Linked DNA regions of Homo sapiens: region 2 is linked to region 1. A link is a loop called in an ENCODE intact Hi-C map of the cell type or tissue named here. Cell type or tissue: HCT116. All regions are shown on one strand. Each heading gives the region's core, and the rest is flanking DNA. Links, peaks and the distances in the headings are about the cores only. Region 1 holds the start of LOC93463 (a long non-coding RNA gene). Region 2 overlaps ASB18 (ankyrin repeat and SOCS box containing 18).

The links. A loop is a pair of places that touch in the nucleus more often than their neighbours do. Peaks named below come from ENCODE experiments on the same cell type or tissue, not always from the same donor. Only the 100,000 strongest peaks of a DNase experiment are listed, where the experiment ranks them.
Region 2: a loop joins it to region 1, with 4 times the contacts of the local background. A loop is called at or near these places in 6 of 110 quality-filtered maps.

Annotation. Positions count from the first base shown.
Region 1 is chr2:237,054,607-237,065,288 of GRCh38, reverse strand. The region is part of intron 1 of COPS8-DT (COPS8 divergent transcript); the gene reads left to right. It overlaps LOC105373950 (a long non-coding RNA gene), which reads right to left. Exons shown (of 3, transcript XR_007088140.1): 1 at 501-10,682. It overlaps LOC93463 (a long non-coding RNA gene), which reads left to right and starts at 9,122. Exons shown (of 7, transcript NR_135202.1): 1 at 9,122-9,242; 2 at 9,563-9,900; 3 at 10,168-10,289. RefSeq lists enhancers at 4,212-4,261, 5,799-5,908, 8,184-8,683. In HCT116, for the core only: a CTCF peak has its summit at 4,341 (motif pointing right); a DNase peak (open chromatin) is centred at 4,318.
Region 2 is chr2:236,186,605-236,197,286 of GRCh38, reverse strand. ASB18 (ankyrin repeat and SOCS box containing 18) reads left to right here. Exons shown (of 6, transcript NM_212556.4): 5 at 902-1,015; 6 at 2,230-3,828. The coding sequence ends at 2,415. All of the region lies in intron 1 of GBX2-AS1 (GBX2 and ASB18 antisense RNA 1), which reads right to left. Among named protein-coding and RNA genes, the nearest start is that of GBX2, 24 kb to the right of the region's middle. In HCT116, for the core only: a CTCF peak has its summit at 4,098; no DNase peak of the experiment used is centred there.

The DNA.
Region 1 (10,682 bases), core at 1,140-9,139:
ATTTCCTTTTGGAGCTACTTATTTTGCAATAGTCTATAAGCAGAACTTTGTGTTAAATGACTTTTCTGATATCCACCAGCAAATCCTGTGGCCCACTCACACACATGCCAGCTTAGATGACTGTTGATACAATGTTTTCACTTCCCTATCAAGGGGACAAACCAGGGTGAAGTTCTGAAATTTGAGATGATTGATAACATAGCTCTGGTAAAACAGATGGTCTTCAATGGAATATGATACTGATATTAATTATGGGATGGGAAAATAAAGTTCTTTACAGAAAGTGAGTAGGCCAAAGTGGCATTATGCATACAATTATAGGATTTTGATGATTTTGCTGTTTTGTTAAATAGCAATCTCACTGCAGAATTTAAATGTAATTGCTCCTATCATAGAGCCCTGTTCTCCTAAAGGGAGGTCAGTTGCTGGTTTGTGTAATAAGGATTCTGGTTGGCCTTTGTGGCAGGTTCCTCAAAAGAACCTCTAAAGCTTAGGATTACCTCGCCCGGTAATCTAATCTGCTTTCTTTCTGTCAGTGGAGCTGGAAGGAACCGAGAGGCCGGTGAGACATTAGCCCGGCCTTGAAGACATCGGCTCCACCGAGCAGCAAGCAGGCCCCAGTGGTCTCTGCTCTGCCTGGAGGGGGACAAGGGTGGGGATGCATTTTGGGGCTGAAGCTTACACCCCAGTGCTTCCCTGAGAAGCCCCGATGCTATGGGCCAAGATAGGGTCCCGGCTGCAGGCAGGCTTCCTGCGTGGGCTCACGTGAAGTCACACAGCTGGTGTCTCGTTGTCCATTGTTGACCCAGTTTCCTCGAGGTTGGCTCCCTCTCAGACAGGCCCTCCGCCCGGTACTGCGGCAGCGATAGCCTCGCATCGTCTCAGGCTAGTCCAGCAGGAAGAAGGGAGACTCTCTTTTTGGGGAGTCCCAGCCCCGGCAGTGTCATGTGCCCACGTGGACCAATCACTGTGGAGACGGTAGTGAGATGCTCTGATTGGCTTAGACCCAGGTCATGTAATGGACCCTGCCCAGAGTCCCCGGACTTAGAGGCAGGGCGGAGTGCTTTCCCAACTTAAGTGTGGATGGAGTTACCAGGCGAATCCGTCGTAGGCGTCAAGATCAGCGGATGGCAACCAACATTTGTAGAGTGGTCACTGCCTGCAGTAGGGATAATGATGTCCAACCTCCAAGTTGTTGAGCGAGTTCAATGAATTAATACATGTAAAGTAGTTAGAACAGTGCCTGGTGCACAGCAAGCTCTCAGCAAATGTCCACTGTTTGCCAAGCAGCAGTCTCAGCTCCTCTTGCACCATATTACTTCATCCTTATGGCAGCCCCATCAAGTGAGTGCTGTTTTCTCCACTTTACAAATGAGGAAACCAAGGCTCAGAGGGGTTAGGTAACTTACCTGAGGTCACACAGCTAGTGAGAGATGGAGTCAAGATTTCAACCAGGACAGTTTGACCTCAGAGTGTGGGTGCTTAATTCTTCCACAATGCTACTGCAAGAGGGATGCCCGTTCTGTATACATGCCCGTTCTATATATTAGAGCCAATGGCAGTAGGCTGGAGGGAAGTGTATTTAAAGCACCCCATAATATAATAGTATAAATAGGATTCTCCCAGTGGTCAATTTTCATCCTGGTTTTAATTTGGAAACCCTTTAAAACTACATTAATGCTTTTCAGATACAATTCTGAAACATGAGGACTAGCAATACCTGTCATCCCAGCAGCCAGAAAGAGTTAATGTAGCTTCCAAGGCTTTGTAACTTACAACGAGGGAGGAACTTACATGCTGGGAAAGTGTAATTCAGTGAATAATGGGAATCTGGATTAATTCCCAAATAAAGTTGTTATCATAAGAATTTATGAAGAGGGAAAAAAGAAATTTAGCAGAATCTCCAGGGGCAGATATTAGACATGAAAATCAAACTTTGCAGTGCTTTAAATGTTATTTATCACGTCTTTTTCTTTTCTGTGTCCGGCATCTGGAGCCCCAGGCCTGTGATCATATTGTTTTAAATGGACAGGATCACAAGTGGCTGCTCTCACGTGGAAGTAAGGGCAGGGAAAGACAAATGAGGCACAGATGAGACACGAATGTGTTCTGTGTTTGTGAACACAGAACACAGGATGTAGGTGGTATGCCCAGCTCAAGTTCAGCACTGAAAACCCTTTTCTGGGAGCTTAACATCAGGATTTTTTCATTAAGTCAATCAGAGGATACTGGGAAGTTAAACAAAGTAGTCCTTTCCCCCCTTTATCTACTTGTATCCCAGGATCAGTGGGGCTTAACTGTGTGTGAATTGGGGTGATGAGGTGTCAGCTTTTGTTCATCCCCTGCAGGGGTCCTGGTCAACTTCTAGGAGAAACCTTCAGCCAAGGGACATGGGGAGCTGCTTCCCATCTAAACAGAAGCCAAGCCAAAACAACTGCCATTGTGAGCTCAGCCGGGGTCAGCGTGTGCCATGCTGTCATTGCGTGGGGTTTCAGGGAGGCCTCTAATGACACCAGTAATTCCTTCCAGCAGGTTGCAAATCCTGAGATTCCTTCAAAACTAGTCCATTGGAGGCCAGGCGTGGTGACTCATGCCTGTAATCCCAACACTTTGGGAGGCTGAGGTGGGTGGGTCACATGAGGCCAGGAGCTTGAGACCAGCCTCACCAACAAGGTGAAACCAGGTCTCTACTAAAAGTACAAAAATTAGTGGGACATGGTGGTGCACGTCTGTAATCCCAGGGAACCCAGGGAACTAAGTTCAGCCAGCAACCTAGCAGAGCAGGGACGGGCCTTCCCCAGAGCTCCAGGAATGGATGCAACTTGCCAATACTTAGATTTTAGTCCAAAGAGATCTGTACTGAACTACCGACCTGCAGAACAGATCACAAACTTAGGCTGTTTTAATCCACAACGTTTATGGCAATTAGTTACAGCAATCAAAGATTCACACTGGGGTACAGAGGAAAGCTGTGCCTGCCTCAAAGTGGCCCCATAGCCTGAGCCCTGTGGTGACAGGGCTTTGGGCAGAGCATGATGCAGCAGTTTTTGGGTGTGCCCAGGTTCCCAGGTATGATGCCCAGTGGGTGACAGGGCGTTTTGCCTACCTTGGTACGGAGCGCAGCCTGGCCACAGCAAGGACAGGTGCTCAACACCATGGGGTCCTCAGGAGTCTGCCCCGAGTGTTCTCCCAGAGGGCATCTGCAGCCATGGTGGAAGGGGGTGCAGCCCTCCTCAGCTCTGTGACCAGCAGGTGGTAACAAAGAGAGCTCAAGAAAAGATGCTCAGAGATGCACAAATCTAACTGTGGGCCTTGGCAGGGCAGCTTCGCTGCTGCTTTACATGGAAGGAGTTAGAAGCTAGTAGAACTTGAATATCTACAGCAAGCTGATCATGTTAGGGAAATTCAAGATAAACAAGCACATTTTCAACCTCTGTGAGCCTTGGTATCCTCATCTGTACAATGGGAAAAATAATAGTTCCCAAAGAGTTATTATGAGAATGAATTAAACACCATGAGCCCAGGTGCCTGCCTATACCCGGTGCATGGAGCCACTTTGTTCCGGTTCCTTCCTCCATCTCCCCATCTTGTCTCTGACTGTGGTTTATTCTGGGATGACACCCCGGCTGTACCTGTTTGCTTCAGACCTTGGCAGGGCTTATCATGGCACTTCACGAGGCACCTTTGTTTGTCCAATGTGGAGCTATGCCAGCATCTGCAGTTGCCTTGGCTGAGATGCCTCCACTGCTCCCGGGTGCAGGATGGGTCCTCATGTGGAGGGATGCGGAGTTTCCTGGTGGGTGGGGCAGCGCTTTCCGTGCTCCAGGTGTTTGTGGTTGAAGTCGACTGTGATTATAGACTAGGGGTGGTGGGCTGCTGGGAGGGTTCCTGTTCTGGGGATTGCCCAGACCCACTACGTTACGCCGAAAAAATCCCAGCAAGTTGCTGAAGGGGGGTGTAGGAGTGAGGAGAGAGAGATTTTGAGCAAAATGGGCATGTGGAGGGACTGTGTGTGTGGGCGCTGTGTAGGGCAATGGTCCCCCGGGGGTGGCCCCAGACAGACCGTGTGGGTGGCACATCAGCTGTAATGGGACACCTGGGCCTTGGGCTCAGGCTAGCAACTTAATGTTCAGTCTTAATTCCAGAAAGTGGGACGAGCCTACTGGGGCAAGCCTGAGATGGGTCTGAGCCCTCGAGTGGGAAGGGTCTGGTAGGGTGGGAAGAAGGCAGGATGGGCTTGGGAGGAGAGGCCAGCCCGAGTGTGATAACCAGGTTTCAGCAAGCACGGGGACCCTGACATTGTGTTCTTGGGAAATGCAAAAGGCAGACCACAAGGTGGTGCTCACTACAAAAGAATTCCAGGACCAGGCAAAACCCGGAGAGTGCCAGCTTTTTATTCACCCCGGATTTTCGAAAACAGCAATATGGACAAAAGATATTTGAGGCTCTCCTGGGCATGCTTTCCCTTTTCTTCTTTTATGTTGTTTTTCTAGTTTGTTTCAGGCAATCTCGCCCTGCATTATTGGAAAGTCTTGTTCAGAACAGTTGGTGTCTTCACAGTGACCGCAAGCACTAATGAATACACACACACACATACACACACCCTGCGATAGGTGGCTTTCTAGATCGATACCCCCACCCCAGGGCACTGAGAGGGGTAAAGTCAGAGCCGGGCAGGGTGTCCTTCAGGATGTGACCCTGTGATTTTGTCCTCTTCCTGAAATTCTCAGGATAGGGAGGATTTCAGTTTGATGCAAATACTCTATTTCTATAACACATATTTTTGCTTTTTTGTACCACACAATCCTCCATCGTCTCTCACTTTCCCCACACACCATTACATGTGTCATTAACTCTCAAGGTCCTGCCAAGACAAGCAGCTCCCCTTCAGCTGTTGAGAGCGATATGGGACTCACCCTGCCCAGCGCATTGCCGTGAGGTGAAGCCCGGGGGACGGGGGCAGAGGTGTGCTGGGAAGGAGCCCAGACCTTGTTAACTTTGCATACAAGAGTGTTTTGTATCCATGTGGAAACTCACATAAGCAGCAACTTATCATAGTTTTTTCCTTCTTATGTCTCTTGGTGTATTGTATATGTGTGAATGTGTGTAAATAAAATGTTAATTTCAGTGCAGTCTGAGATACCCTCACTGAATCCTACCCACCTCTCCCAGCCAGGCTGATTCAAGGGGGCCCTGCCCCGCATCCTTCCTGCTCTACCGGCCATCGCGACGCCACCTTCCATGAGCTCCATTTCCAGGACTGGCCCATCTGGGCATCACAGTCCCAACCACAATGCGTGTTTGGTCCTTGGGGCTTCCTGGATAACTTGGAGCTTTGTGAGAACTCCAAAAGGATTTCTTCTGAAGAACCAAACCCATGTTTCATAGGCGACACGCAGTTTGCTCCTTTCAACATGCACACAAAACACACATGCATGAAACAGCAAATGAGAGCAGCCTCGGCATGATCTGAGAGTCTGCCAGTCCCTTCCTCACCAGAGCAGGGCTCAGAACCATACTCCTCACATCCTCGGATTCTGGGGTGCAGCCCTCAGGGACAGCTTGGGGCTGAGGCCAGAACACAGTTGGCAGGGCCCAGAGCTTCTCCCCTGACCCCACCTAGCACGTGGCTCAGAGCCAGTGGGGCTGGCCAAGGGTTGCTTTTCCAGTATGGTTTGCTCATTTTCTTTTGCTGCTCTTGTTCTCGCTCTCACCTGTACTCTCTGCTCTGTCCCTGCTCCTCAAGGGTTTCAAGATCAAGATGCTTATTGTCGAGAACTGTCTTCCTTTCAAAAATGGCTTACAGTTCTGGCCTCCAAATGCAGGATTTTAGCTACACTGCCACATCATTCAACATTTAAAAAACAAAACAAAAATAGTTCACATTATTATAATTTTTCCATTTGCTAATGGGCAAATGAGGAGGGTCGAAAGTGCAACTGCCTGCAGAACACCTTGACAAAATCTGCAGAGAAAAGGTTTCATTTCTGTTTTTAGTCAGGAACTAGAAAATGCTGTGCCTCATGACTCCTGTAGACGCTCCTTCACCACTGAGCTGGGCTTCGCTTTATAGTGGGCTCATGGGTTCCATTTAAAATATTAACCCTCAGCAGAAACTCAAATTTCAGGTGGATTTAGAGTTTCCTACGGCTGTTGCTTCACATGTCATCTGGAGAAGGCCCCCTGTGCAGTCTTTGCAACTTTCCACAGATAAAGGTGAAAATAATGCAAGAGGAAAACAGATGACGGCCTTTCCCTAAGGCAGAAACTGGGAAGAAGGGAAGCCTGAGAGGAGCAAAAGGACCTGATGCCATGAGTGGCCTCAGTGTGAAATGCGGAGGGCCTCAGTTTGTGTCCCAGCACAGAGACTCTCTACACAAGGTTTTGTTCTTGTTTGTGTTTTTAACTTTTCTCCCATCCCCTGACGGAGACACCTGTGCCTGAGCTCCAGGGGAACTCGGCAGCGCCCATGCTCCATTCCTTGGATGCTTCTGTGAGTTGAGCAGAAAGACTTTCTTCTCATTTCTATCAATCACCTTTCTTTGCTCTCAGCCCACTCACTTCCCCATCTTCTACACCTCACGGAAGCAGGAAGGAGGGGCTGCCGAGGACCCCAGGAATGCGGCCCCAGGAGTCACCATGCAGATGAAGAAGGGAGGCGCCCTCATATTCGGGCAGCCTGGGAACTGGGATGTGTTCCATGCAGTGACAGCTCCCAGCGCTCTGAAGCCATGACAGCGGAGGAGGCAAGGCAAGACCCCTCCTGCAGAACAGCCACCTGCAGGGGAGATCTGGCGAGGAGTAAGAATCGGGTAGATTTACGCCAGGTCCCCTAAGAGCGGTGCAAAGAAATGGATCAAATAGGCAAGCATTTCATCAGGGAAAATGCCTAAGAGAAATGCGGGGGGAAGCTGGGTGCAACTGGAATAGCCTTCAGACTGTGGTGTGAGTCTGACCCCAGTGAAGGAAAGAGGAGGGATGGCTGCGAGGAGGTGGCCCCAGGAAAGTTCTGCAAAGCCACCGGGCATCCTCAACCCTGAACCAGAGGACTCAGCCCAACCTCTCCCCAGAGTGGACCTGCACTGCCTTGCTCAGACACTGGCTGGGAGCAGCCTGTGAGAAATGTGGCTGCATGCAAATATTTAACCGTCAACAAGCCACAGCTGAGGAAACATGGCCACACAACCGTATTAGTCCATTCTCGCACTGTTACAAAAAATACCTGAGACTGGGTAATGTATGAAGGAAAGAGGTTGAATTGGCTCACAGTTCCACAGGCTGTACAGGAAGCGTGGCAACATCTACTTCTGGGGTGACCTGTGGGAGTTTTTACTCATGGTGGGGGCAATGAGGGAGCAGGCATTTCACCTGGCAGGAGCAGGAGGAAGAGAGAGGGGGGAGGTACCACACTTTTTTTTTTTTTTGAAAAGAAGACTTGCTCTTTCGCCCAGGCTGGAGTGCAGTGGCATGATCTCACCTCACTGCAACCATTGCCTTCTGGATTCAAGCGATTCTCCTGCCTCAGCCTTCCGAGTAGCTGGGATTACAGGCACGTGCCACTAAGCCCGGCTAATTCTTTTATTTTTAATAGAGATGGGGTTTCATCATGTTGGCTAGGCTGGTTTCAAACTCCTGACCACAAGTGATCCACCCACCTCGGCCTCCCAAAGTGTTGGGATTACAGGTGTGAGCCACTGCTCCCAGCCTGCACACTTTTATACAACCAGATCTTGTGAAAACTCTTGTCACTATACAGTACCAAGGGGAGATGGTGGTAAACCATTCATGAGAACTCTGCCTCCATGATCCAGTCATCTCCCCCAGGTCCTCCCTGACACTGGGGATTACAATTCAACATGAGATTTGGGAAGGGACACGAGGCAAATCATATCAACAACCATTTGGAAAGTCATATGCAATGGGAGAGAGAAATCATGGGAAATAATATAAAATGAATTCTTTTCAGCAACGAAATCTGCTGACATCAAGATAAATACATATATACATGCATATATACACACACGCATATATTTAATATGAAGTCTGCTTCAAACTCAAACAATAGAGAGATGGATTTATGCATATCTGAAAATGAGCACTATACCTCTATTAAATAGGTAATATTGAAAAATACCCGATGGCATAGAATAATGTTCTGAAATGAAAATAACGGGTGAAAAGCAGTAAATACAAAGTAAAATGTCATGTTTCATAAAACTTCTTACCAGTGGTTCTCTCTGTGTGATGGGATTACAGATGATTTTTGTTTTTTACTATTTTCTTACAAAAAGATCACATGTCGTTTTGTACCTTCAAGAGATTTTAAGAGCACCATCGCATGCGTCTGGCTCTCCTAGTATGTCAAGGTGCCTGCCTCTCATCTGTGGGGTTGCAGGTCGGCACCGCTGGGGGAGTGGAGAGTCTGTGCTCCTTCTGTACGCTGCTGCCTCTGCTGCAATGAAGTTTATGAGGGAGCCTCCAGCCACTGGGGACTGGGGTCTTATTGTCCCTCTGCTCGTCCTCTAGTCAGAACTGAGTGCCCCCGGAATTGACATCTCCCAGGGATGGGGTTGAGAGTGCCGGGAGGCAGGATATGCCAGCCTGAGTTCACAGCCCTTGCTGGCCCCTCTGGGTAGGGGCTGAGCTGGGCTTCATGTTATCCACCTCGGGGGTCAACCAGTGCTGCCCCCAGCATGGTTTGCAGCAATCCCCTTCTGCTTGTCAAATCTCCAATAGCCCCCTCCCTCTGCAGGCTGCCCAGCGCCAGAAAACACGCTGGGCAGGTTCTCCCAGGTTGTACTCCAGGCTGAGCACAGATGCATGTGGCGTCCCCACTGCCAGCACTGTTAATTAAGCCATGTCCAAGGACCCACAACACCACACAACACCTAGGTATTAAGCAGACCCATTGGAATGTAACTCCAGTGAATGCATTCCCGTCCTGTTACATGACTCCGTGAGGTTCTATACGCAAAGACCCTAATCTGTTAACTACTCTTTGGGGCTATAACGTAATCTCCCTGCCAGTGATCTGGATTTTTAAAAAAATGGATTATTCATCTCTAAGGTTTTTGGCCCCTGTCTTTTCTGACCATAGGGGGAAAATGTCTGGCAGAAGCAAGCCTTGGCTGGCCATGTGCACCTCATTCCATGCCATTCCAACAGTTGCTGTGCTCCCAGGCTTATATAAGAAGAACCAGTTTTCCCACTTCATGATTTTGCAGCTTAATGGGATGGATATGGTATGGCTTACTTAGAGGCCTGGTCTCATTTTGACAGTCTTTTGTGCACTTTACATATTCCAGGCACTTTCATTATTACTGGAAAAGTGAAAGTGGACATTGGCAATGGGTTGGCCTCCACAAAAAGCCATGAGAATCAAACTGTATAAACCAAGCTAGGAACGCCCAGCCAAGTTTATTCTAAAGCATTACCTCATATTGCTGGACAGCTGTCTTTTGGCTAAAACTGGGGAAAATGTCAATTCAATTCCTATTTTAGGGGTCAGAGTTATAGAACATTAATGAAAGCACTGAGCTGTACTTACTGTATCCATCAACAGGAAGAGAATAACTTAGCTTCTAGACAGGCACAATCGCAGACGTACACAGAGGCTGGAAGACGGTGCACACCATTGAGATACGTGTCTCATCCAGCCCGCCACATGCAGCCGGAACCAGGCCACCGCCTGGGTGTCCCTTGTGTCCTGTCCTCCTACCTCTTCTCTCTGGTCCCCACATTCCTTCCAGAGTTTCTCATACATGGATTGCTCCCAGGCTCCCTTCCATTGGGGGCCAGAGGTTCTCACAGAGCACAGAGAAGGGGACCATTCGCCCCTGGGACCATCAGGGGAATGATCTAGAAGTCAAGCAAATGTTCTAGCCCTTCAGGGTCTTCAAGGTGAGTCGCTTGGGGTGAACGAAACATTTCTCATGCGCACAATGGCTCTCTCATAATGATGAGGCTGCATCCTGCCTGCTAAGTCTCCCTTTCTTTACTCTTTGTTACTGAAGATCTTCCTACCGGGAATGAGAGAGTGAAGGGAACAAAAGTTTAGCTGAGAAAACACGTCCCTTCATCCACCTCATATCCCCACTGTGATTGCACGCACCACCCCCATCTCTAGCCTCACTTTTTTCTCAGCCGACTTGTACCCGACTGTTCTAGGGAGATTACGGGGGAAGAAGGCTGAGGTAGAGAGCAGGGCCTCTATACATTTAAGCTCATAGAGATACAGAGCATATGAAGATATGGGAATTCAGAAGAGTTCCGTCCAACAGAAATGTAATGTAAGTCACATAGTAACTTTGAGTTTTCCATTAGCTGTATTCAAAACAGAAAATATAAAACAGGCAAAATGTATTTAAATACTATAACTTATTTAACCCAATATATCCAAAATGTTATCATTTTGTCATGTTACCAATTACATGATGAGCTTATTAATGATCTTTTATAGTTTTCGTACCAAATCTTTAGTGTGTATTTTCTACTTATTTTACATCTCAAGGCAGATGCTAAATTTTCATCAGAACTACTTGATCTGTATTTAAATTTCATAAGCTTTGCAGTTAAAAACTCAGATTCACACACCTAAGTGTCTCCAAAGATACTTCAAAGTTTTCCAATAACTGAATCAAGTCCCAGTTTTAATTTACAATTAAAGTAAAATAAAAATTAAA
Region 2 (10,682 bases), core at 856-8,855, 870 kb after region 1:
TTTAAGAGAAATCTGTGAATTTAAACACTGATTGTATATGACGTGATATTATGAAACTTGTTAATTTCTCAGGTGCTATAATATTATCTTTGTTTCTTCAAAGGGTCATATAAAAGATGCACTGAAATACAGATAAAATTATAGGATACATGGAATTTGCTTTAATCTTAGGAGAAGTGGATGGGCAGGATCAACCATGGGTTGATGGGGGGGGCGGGGATACATGGGAGTTTATCATACTATTGGCACTACTTTTTTGTATGAAGGTTCAAACTTCTCCATAACAAAAAAAAGTTTATTTTTTAAAAGCAAATAGTGTTCCCATCTTTATGGTGAAGCTAATGGACTTGAATTATAAATTTGTGAATAAGGCAATAGGAATCTTTGCCAGTGGGGACTGTGAAAATAAAACGGAAATGCCAAGTCAAGAGGAAATTCAACAGCAAAACAATTCCTCTTCCCCAATTCTCAATTTCCTGACACATCTGAAAATTGAGGTAAGAAATTGGGAACACCATCCTCGGGCCAAACTTCCTCCTAGCAGAACTTCATTCCTTTTCTCTGAGCAGCTCTCTGGGGGCCAAGGAGGCCTGCCAAGCCACCAGCATAGCCCCCCTGGGAACCTGAATGCTTAAGCACTTGGCCCAGACTTTGGCTGGGCGGCCATCATGATGGGAAGGAGGGCTCCCTTGCAGAGCCGTTGCCTTGTGTCTTTGTGTGCACTAATTCATGTGATCCCTGCAGCAACCCTGTGGTACTGCTCTGTTGCTGTTCCCTGTGTGGCTTGGGCGTAGGGAGGTCACACAGCTAGGGAGAGCATCCCCCCACACCCCCCACCCTTTCCCCACTGAGACCCAGAACCCAGTCGGCCTACGCTGCGTCTTTCACCTCTTCCCACCAGGTGCTGAAGACCTGTGCATCTGTCCCCGCAGTCATCGAGGTGCTTTTCAACTCCTACCCTCAGCTCTGCTTGTCAGAGTCCTGGAAGGAAGTGATTCCTGAGGAAGTATTCCAGGCAAGAGGGCTGCCTTTCTGCCCATCTTTAGTACAAAACTTTTGTCTGTTTTTGCTTCTTTGCATGGGGAGTTTTGCACTGATATTCGGCTAAGTATTATACATCTGAAAAAGGAAGAATGGGAAATGAGGGTGTATTTGCACGTTTCTGGTTTTTTCTGGAGGCTCCATAATCACACAGCCAGGAGCTTGTTATAGTAGTTGCGGTGCCATGGCCTCAAGGAGCTCAGAGCCCCGTGCTGGCCTGAAAAGCGCGAGGGTTCCTTAACCAGTGTCCAAAGAAAGGCCAGAGCCGCCTGAATCCACGGGCCTAGCTCCACGTCAGGACATACTAATCCGGCCCTGTGAGTCAGCTTCATGCTCCAGCAGCTCAAGATACGACCAAGGAAGCTATGGGGATTACATCTATCCACGACAAAGTCCACAGGTGACTGTCCATTAAAAGAGAGTGAGAACAGGCCAGGTGCGGTGGCTCATGCCTGTAATCCTAGCACTTTGAGAGGCCAAGGCAGGCAGATCGCTTGAGGTCAGGAGTTCAAGACCAGACTGGCCAACATGGTGAAAGCTTGTCTTTACTGAAAATACAGAAATTACCCAAGCATGGTGGCAAGCGCCTGTAATGCCAGTTACTCAGGAGGCTAAGGCAGGAGAATCGCTTGAGCCCAGGAGGCAGAGAGTGCAATAAGCTGGGATCACGCCACTGCACTCCAGCCTGGGTGACAGAGCTAGACTCCATCTCAAAAAAAAAAAAAGAGAGTGAGAAGAGTTGTGTGTGTTTTTTCTGTTTCACTGACTTGAGTCATGTGTGCATGACTGACCACCAGACCAATGCCATGCACTCGCTCCTGAGCCCCTCCCTGGCAGAAGGGAAGAGCTGGTCATGACTTGGGGAGATGAACAGGGCCACCCCGGAGCTGTAGGGCTGCTGTGCAAAGAGGATGGAGCAAAACGGAATTCGGGGAGACCACCTGGAGCATCTGAAGTCACCCCAGTCAGAATCCCCTCTCACTCGGCAGGAACTGTGCTTTGGGAGAGCACACAAGCCCCTGGGGTAGAGGGTGGTTCCCACAAGATGGTGCGTCTCCCTCCAGTGCGCTTATCTGGGATCAGTTAGCCATAGAAAAGCCCGCTTGTACCATCAGTGGTCTGGCTAAGAAGAAAACGTATGTTGGTTCCACGTGCCCAGATTTCTAATCCACCTGCCTTCCCTTCCAGATGCACAAGCCGTTCTACCAGTCCCTCTTTGCCTTGGCCCTCACCCCACGCTGCCTGCAGCATCTTTGCCGCTGTGCTCTTCGCAGACTGTTTGGCAAAAGGTGCTTTGACCTCATCCCCCTGTTACCCTTGCCAAAGCCCCTGCAGAATTACCTACTTTTGGAGCCACAGGGTGTTTTGCACTGAAACGCAGAACGCTGCAACCAATACTGTTGTTCTCCTCGCTGACCTTCCATGGAGGCCGTGTGTTGGAGAGTGCCCTGATGCAGATGGAGGTGATGGGAGTTCCCTTCCCACTTGCTCTCCGTGGGACCGGGTGAAGCACAGACCTTGCCAAGCTTCAGGTTCACCTCGAAATGGAATTGGCAACAAAAGCCCTTTCTGCCTCTCAGGGTCGCTTGTGAAAATCCAGTGAAATCGTGACTATCACAGCACTTGGTCTGGGAAAGTACCTTTCAACAACAGTTAAGCCAAAAGGTACAGTGAGTCCTCACTTAAGGTCTTCGATAGGTTCTAGGGAACCAGCTTTAAGCTAAATGAGGTATAACAATGCCAGTTTTCCCAAGGTTAATTGATATAAACAAGAATGATGTTCCTACAGCATATTTCTGGTCACAAAAAGATCACCACACTTCTAAATAAAGACCAATACAATTCTAATAGTAAAGATTGAAATAAAGGCAAGCTACACATACCTTTAAAAGAGATTAATAACAAGTAAGATAATTATTTACCCAATTTTTGGTGAATCAGTATGTGATGGTGGTTGTCCTGCTGGTGGGTTAGATCAAGGAATAAATGTTTGCAAAACGAACCTTGTCAGGAGCACCTCCTACCACCACGAAGTTCAGAACAGTCACCAATGTGGCAGGCTTGCTAGGCCCTCTCATACCGCATCATTTATTGTCATGCATTTGGATGATTATTGTATGCCTTATGAATTTTTACTTTACAATAATTTGTATTCATTCATTCATTCATTCATTCATATTCTAATGTGCTTATTCTAGTTCAGGGTCGTGCGTGGCCAGAGTCCACCCCAGCAACTCAGTGTGCAGGGCAGGAACCAGGCCTGGACGGGGTGCTATTCCATCGCAGGGTGCTCACACACCCCCACACCCACCCACCCACACACAACACTGGGACAATTCAGACACGACAGCTCACCTCACTTGCTCAGCTTTGGGATGTGGGTGGGAACTGGAGCACCCAGAGAAAACCCATACAGACAGTGGCCTTGCCCAGGAATCAGTCTTGTTTCTTTTTTGTTTTTTTGTTTGTTTGTTTGTTTGTTTTGAGACTGGCGCAATCTTGGCTCACCGCAACCTCCGCCTCCCAGGTTCAAGCAATTCTCCTGCTTCAGCCTTCCTGGTAGCTGGGATAACAGGCATGTGCCAGCACGCCCGGCTAATTTTTTATTTTTAGTAGAGACGGGGTTTCTCCATGTTCGTCAGGCTGGTCTCAAACTCCCGATCTCAGGTGATCTGCCCGCCTCGGCCTCCCAAAGTGCTGGGATTACAGGCATGAGTCACCATGCCCTGCCGAATCAGTTTTGTTTCTTATCGGTGTTATAATAAAATGACATTAAACAAAACATTATTTAAGGACCTACTGTATATGTATTTTTCCAGTGTGTTAGCAGCCCTCATGCTGCCCCTGAGCCTTGGGACCGTCCCCTCACAGAGAGGCCTCTCACCCCGCTGGGGCCCGACCACCCGGGGAAACTCTGTACCCTAGATCACAACGGACCTGCATGTTGAGAAAGGACACTTGCAACCAAGGCACGTGCACCTGCCCAGGGCCTGTCGGTGCTCTCAGTGCTCCCAAGCATATTACAGCCCAGAGCTCCCCCGGAGGACACCGGCAGGATGGTGAATGGAAGTTTCCATCCTGTGTGAGTCTTCATGTGACACCCTCACCAAAAGCCACTGCTCCAGCTCCAGGAACAGTCTGGGAAGTCAGATGCCAGGAACAGACACAGGTTGATCAAAGGGGCCTTCAGCTCAGCCTGAGCGTCACATGCCAACAGAGATGCTCTAGACAACAAGGACTATATCAACCTTGTCTTATTTTCTCTATTCCATATATATATACACCTTGGGGTAGAGGGTGGTTCCCACAAAATGGTGCATCTCTCTCCAGTGCACTTATCTGGGATCAGTTAGCCATAGAAAAGCCTGCTTGTCCCATCAGTGTCTGGCTAGGAAGAAAACGTATGTTGGTTCCACGTGCCCAGATATATATATGCCAGAATCTCACTCTGTCACCCAGGCTGGAGTGCAGTGGTGCAATCATAGCTCACTGCAGCCTCGACCTTCTTGGCTCAAGTGATCTCCTGCCTCAGCCTCCCATGTAGCTGGGACTACAGGTGCACACCACTGCACTGGGATCATTTTTTCTATTTTATATAGATGATGGGATCTCGCATGTTGCCCAGGCTCTAATTCCTGGCCTCACGTAATCCTCCTGCCTCTGCCTCCTGAGTAGCTGGAATTGCAGGAGTGAGCCCCCTCCCCCAGCTTACTTTCTCTATTCAGATGCTTTGACATCTGGGGCCTTGCTGACCCAGGAGGAACTGACTGCCCCCCACCCACCAGGCTTAGCTGGTTCTTAGCAACAGTAAACAATTCCACACAAAGCATGCTTTTCCAATGTTAGCCAACCAATCTGGAGCCCAGAGCCCACACCTCAACCACCTCTTATATCCCACTCTTTCTCACATGCCAGACCACTGTCTACTCCAGAGCAAGTGCCACACAACTTGGGAAAGTCCTATGCCCCAGAGTCTGCTGAAATTATCCAAACTAGACAAACTTCAGCCTTGCCCTCTCTTGCCCATTCCTCCCCTGCCTCCTGAAAGACCCTGGGGCTTCCTCATGGGCTGCCCCCATGTCATAGCATACCCTCTCCTCTTAGGAACAATGATCAATAAAACACCTTTTCAATAGCAGTCATCTCCTGATCTGTTGGCCCTATGAGACATCAAATTTTCTATGAATACACTGTATTTTAAAGCAAAGACTCTTCATGTTCATCCTCCAAGGACAAGCAGTGGCTCTCTTTTTTCCATTACAGCCAGCGCAAGGTGCTGCCCCAATGAACCTCAGAGGAGACACTCCCTCTGTATTGGTCTGTTTTGCATCACTCTAAAGGAACAGCTGAGGCCGGGCAATTTATAAAGAAAAGAGGTTTATTCAGCTCACAGTTCTGCAGGCTGTACAAGAAGCATTGTGCCAGCATGTGCTTTTGGTGAGGCCTTTCAAGAAGCTTTTACTCATGGCAGAAAATGAAAGGGAGCCAGTGTGTCACATGGCAAGAGAGGGACAAGGGAGAGCGAAGGAGGTGCTGGGCTTTTTAACAATCAGTTCCCAAGTGTACTAATCCAGCAAGAACTGACTCAATACTGCAGGGAGGTCACCAAGGCCCTGTGACCCAAACGCCTCTCATGAGGCCCTACCTGCAATGCTGGGGATCAAACTTCAACATGGGATTAGGAGGGAACAAATATACAAACCATACCACCCTCCCATTGGTAGAATCTGGAAAGGGAATTCAGACCCCAGCAAATAACTGCAGGGTGAGGTGGGATGTTATATGCACCATAAGTAAAGCCCATCATGGAGTGAAAGGGGGGCCCAGGCAGAGCCCAGGAAGTGAGGATGGACATCATGAAGGAGTTAGCCAGGGTGCACCTTGGTGGACAATCAAGTTTTAACACAGTGGACCTGCCCAGGGAGTGATAAGACAGCATCCCCCAGCTCCATCAGCTGACCCACCTTCACCCACCCTTTGAGATGGACAATTGATCTGTCCTACAAAAGGGCTACGTAAACCCAGCTTCAAGACCCCTCAGATCCCCATCCCAGGCAGATGACTCTCCCCAAGCCTCTCCTACATAGACTTTCAGGAGTTACCACTGCCTCCAAAGGAAAACTTGAATGAAGGCAGGTGTGCAGGGAAGTACAGGGTTCCATGGAGGGATAGTGATTTATCCTCCTGGCTAGGAGGATCCCCATGCTTTGGCAGCTGGAAGGAGGCAAGGCTAGAGAAGGTGGGGGCAGATCAGGAGGTACTTGGCTTCCAGACCAAGTATTCTGAACTTCACTGGACAGGCTGTGAGGAACCACGAAGCAAGTGAGCAGGTTTGGTCTCAGTGGGACTCTAGGAAGATTGCTTTGTCCTGGAAAGGGAAGCAATACACTGGAAGATGAGTAGCAGCCCAAGGTAACACCTTAGAGATAGGTTCAGAGCTTCTCCACTGACCAAGAACAATGACTTAACTGAAATTGGTTCAATTTGCTTACCTGGGAAGTGAACATATCTGCGCCTCTCTCACTTACTTAGGAATTAGTAAGATGTCTGGTGTAAGGCAGGTCTTCACCAAATTTGAAGGGATCTTGTTGAAATGCAGATTCAGACTCTAGAGGTTTGGAGTGGGGCCCAGATTCTGTGGCTCCAAGCATTTGGATGTTTCTGTTAACCTTGGATCCTGATCTGCAGGCCCCACTGAGCAGAGAAACTGCAAAAACCCAGGCCCAGAGCCCAACCCAGAGAAAGAACTTGATAAATGGTTCCTTCTGTTATTAGGATTGTTTTATCATTAGAAAAAGAAAACAGCCCAATATTAAGATAGAGACTGTAAAAAATGGGGAAAAAAATAGCAAATTTTTTTTTTTTTTTTTTTTTTTGAGACAAGGTCTCACTCTGTCACCTAGGCCAGAGTGCAGTGGCTTGAATGTGGCTTACTGCAGCCTCGACCTTCTGCACTCAAGGGATCCTGCTGCCTCAGTCTCCCATGCAGCTGGGACTACAGGTGCACACCATCAATTTTTTTATTTTTTGTAGAGATGGGGTCTCGCTTTGTTGCCCAGACTGGTCTTGAGCTCCTGGGCTCAGTAATCTGCCTGCCTTAGCCTCCCAAAGTGCTGAGATTACAGACATGAATCACCATGCCCAGCCAGCAATGTTATTTAAATAGCAAGGGTAAGAACAGTAAGAAATACAGCCACCATGGCCTCTAAGGAGCACAGTCCTCATTGAATTCTGAAAATGGAAATATGCCTGTCTTCTAAGACTATACCCTCCAGCCACCCCTTCCACCCCACCCTACTATAGAAAACAGTTTGGCTGACTTTCTAAAATTTTAAATATGTATTTAAGAGTCCTGGAAGAAGGCAGAGCTCTTTTAAAACATACTGACGATCGAGACCATCCTGGCTAACATGGCAAAACCCAGTCTCTACTAAAAATACAAAAAATTAGCCTGGCATGGTGGCATATGCTTGTAATCCCAGCTACTCGGGAGGCTGAGGCAGGAGAATCACTTGAATCCGGGAAGTGGAGGTTGCAGTGAGCTGAGATTGCATCACTGCACTCCAGCCTGGGTGACGGAGGGAGACTCCATCTCAAAAAAAAAAAAAAAAAAAAAAAATACTGACTTGGCCAAGCATGGTGGCTCCTGCCTGTAATCCCAGCACTGTGGGAGGCCAAGGCGGGTGGATGACCTGAGGTCAGGAGTTCGAGACCAGCCGCTGACCAACGTGGCAAAACCCCGTCTCTACTAAAAATACAAAAATTAGCTGGACACAGTGGCAGTTGCCTGTAATCCCAGCTCCTTGAGAGGCTGAGGCAGGAGAATCACTTGAACCTGGGTGGTGGAGGTTGCAGTGAGCCGAGACTGCACCACTGTACTCCACCCTGGGTGACAGAGCAAGACTCTGTTTAAATAAATAAATAAATGAAAACATACTGACTTTACACTTCTAAAAATCTAATAAATAATAATCAATTATTAGGTTTCCAAAAGCTTATTTTTCCCCAAATTGCAGCTTAAAAACAGCAACACGATTCTCACAGTGATCCCCAAAGGTCCCCCCATAGCTGCCTGAAGTTTTGCCAACATGGAGGACTTATTTCTTTTTCATTATTTTCACCCCTAAGAATTTTTAAATTCAGATGCTCCGGGGAAGAGTTAATCCATGAAGTTCCTTTGGAATAAACCATTCACTCATTTGTTGATTTATTTTTAATTTTTTTTTTTTTTTTTACATTTTATTGTGGTAAAAAGCACATAATATAAAATTTTCCCGACCGGGTGCGGTGTCTCACACCTGTAATCCCAGCACTTGGGAGGCCAAGGCGGGTGGATCACGAGGTCAGGAGTTCAAGACCAACTTGGCCAAGATGGTGAAACCCCGTCTCTACTGAAAATACAAAAAAAAAAAAAAAAAATTAGCCAGGCGTGGTGGCGGGCACCTGTAATTTAAGCTACTCGGGAGACTCAGGCAGAGAATTGCTTGAACCTGGGAGGTGGAGATTGCAGTGAGCAGAGATCGTGCCACTGCACTCCAGCCTGGGAGACAGAGTGAGACTCCATCTCAAAAAAAAAAAAAAAATTCCTCTTAGCTATCTTAAGTGTACAGTTCAGTAGTGTTAAATAGATTCACACTGCTGTGTAATAGTTCTCTAGAACTTTTTCACATTGAAAAGCAACTCCCTGTTTCCCCTCCCCCCAGCCCTGGCAGCCACCAGTCTACTTACTGCCCATAATTTTGACTGCCCTAAATACCTCCAACTAAATGGAATCATACAATATTTGTCCTTTTGCAGCTGGCTTCTTTGATTCAGCGTAGTGTCCTCAACATTCATTCATGTAGCATGCCACAGGATTTCCTCCTCCTTTTTTTGGAGTCAGGGTCTTACTCTGTCACCCAGGCTGGAGTGCGGTGTCATGAACACAGCTCACAGCAGCCTTGACCTCCTGGGTTCAGCTGATCCTCCTGCCTCAGCCTCCTGAGTAGCTGGGACCACAGGCACACGCCACCGTATCTGGCTAACTAAAAAAAAGAAAAATGTTTTGTAGAAACAGGGTCTCGCGCCATGTTGCTCTAGCTGGTCTTGAACTCCTGGGCTCAGGTGATCCTCCCACCTCGACCTCCCAAAGTGCTGAGACTATAGGCATGAGCCCCCAGGCCTGGCCTCTTTCTTTTTAAGAGCTGATAGGCTGGGCGCAGTGGCTCACGCCTGTAGTGAGCACTTTGGGGGTCCGAGGCAGGCGGATCACGAGGTCAGGAGATCGAGACCATCCTGGCTAACATGGTGAAACCCTGCCTCTACTAAAAATACAAAAAATTAGCCGGGCGTGGTGGCAGGCGCCTGTAGTCCCAGCCGCTCGGGAAGCTGAGGCAGGAGAATTGCCTGAACCTGGGAGGTGGAGGTTGCAGTGAAGCGAGATCACACCACTGCACTTCAGCCTGGGCGACAGAGCGAGACTCTGTCTCAAAAAAAAAATAAAAATAAAAATAAATAAATAAAAGCTGAATAATATTCTGTTGTATATACCACATTTTGTGTATCCACTCATCTGTCAATGGACACTTAGACTGTTTCCCCCTCTTGGCTATGGTGAAGAATGCTGCAATGAATATGGGTGTGCAAACAGCTCTTCCAGATCCTACTTTCAATTCCTTTAGATGTATACCCAGAAGTGGGATTGCCAGATGATATGGTAGTTCTGGATTTAATCTTTTAAGGAACCTCTATATTATTTTCCATAGCAGCTGCACAATTTTACCTTCCCACCAGCAATACGCAAGAGTTCCAATTCCCCCACATCCTCATCAACACTTACTATTTTCTGGGTTTCTTTTTTTTTTTTTTTTTCTTGACATTTGCTCATTCATTTAACTATCACTTTTGAAAGTCTGCCGGGGGTGGAGCCCAGTGCTTGGGGCCAAGGATCCATCATCAACAAGACAGACTTGACTGGTGCCCTCCTGCTTGTGGTGCTCACAGCCAAGTATAGGACAAGTTGTCTCAAGGCTGCTGGAGAAACTTGGGCATATGAGGAAGGCATGGAGAGAAGGGCCCCATTCTTGGCCATGTTCTCTCTGCCTATGGGCCTGTGTTGAACGGGGGCTGTCGTATTCCCAGGGCGGGTGGCAGTTTGTGCACTGTGTGGCTTCCCTGGCCATCGATCTCATCAGTGTCCCACAGGCAGTCAGGTGATTTCTATGATGAGCATTCCCTTAGTCCCACCCTGCCAAGTCAATATCATATGAACTATGGCAACCAGACCTTCAGCCAAGTGCTCTTGGTCAGCATGGACCAAGTCACACAGTAATTAACTGAACCTCCTCAGCTGGAAAGAATCCTTCACTCTGCCCCTAACTTCTCAGGAACATGACATCACAGCTGCAAGAGAAGGGGTAGGAAATCAACTGGCACTAGAAATGAGTTCTAAGTCACCTGGGTTCTAGTGGCTGTCAAGATGTGTTGAATATTGTACCTGATTTATGGATGGCTGTGATTCTTTGAGACAAAAATGGCTAGTGGGTTCTCTGGCCCTATCTTAATCATCAGATGAGATGGAACTTATTCATAGTTTTGTAGTATTTACGGCTAGCAAATTGCTTTGTTAAAGCAAAAAAATAAAATGCCTGACAAAAATATTG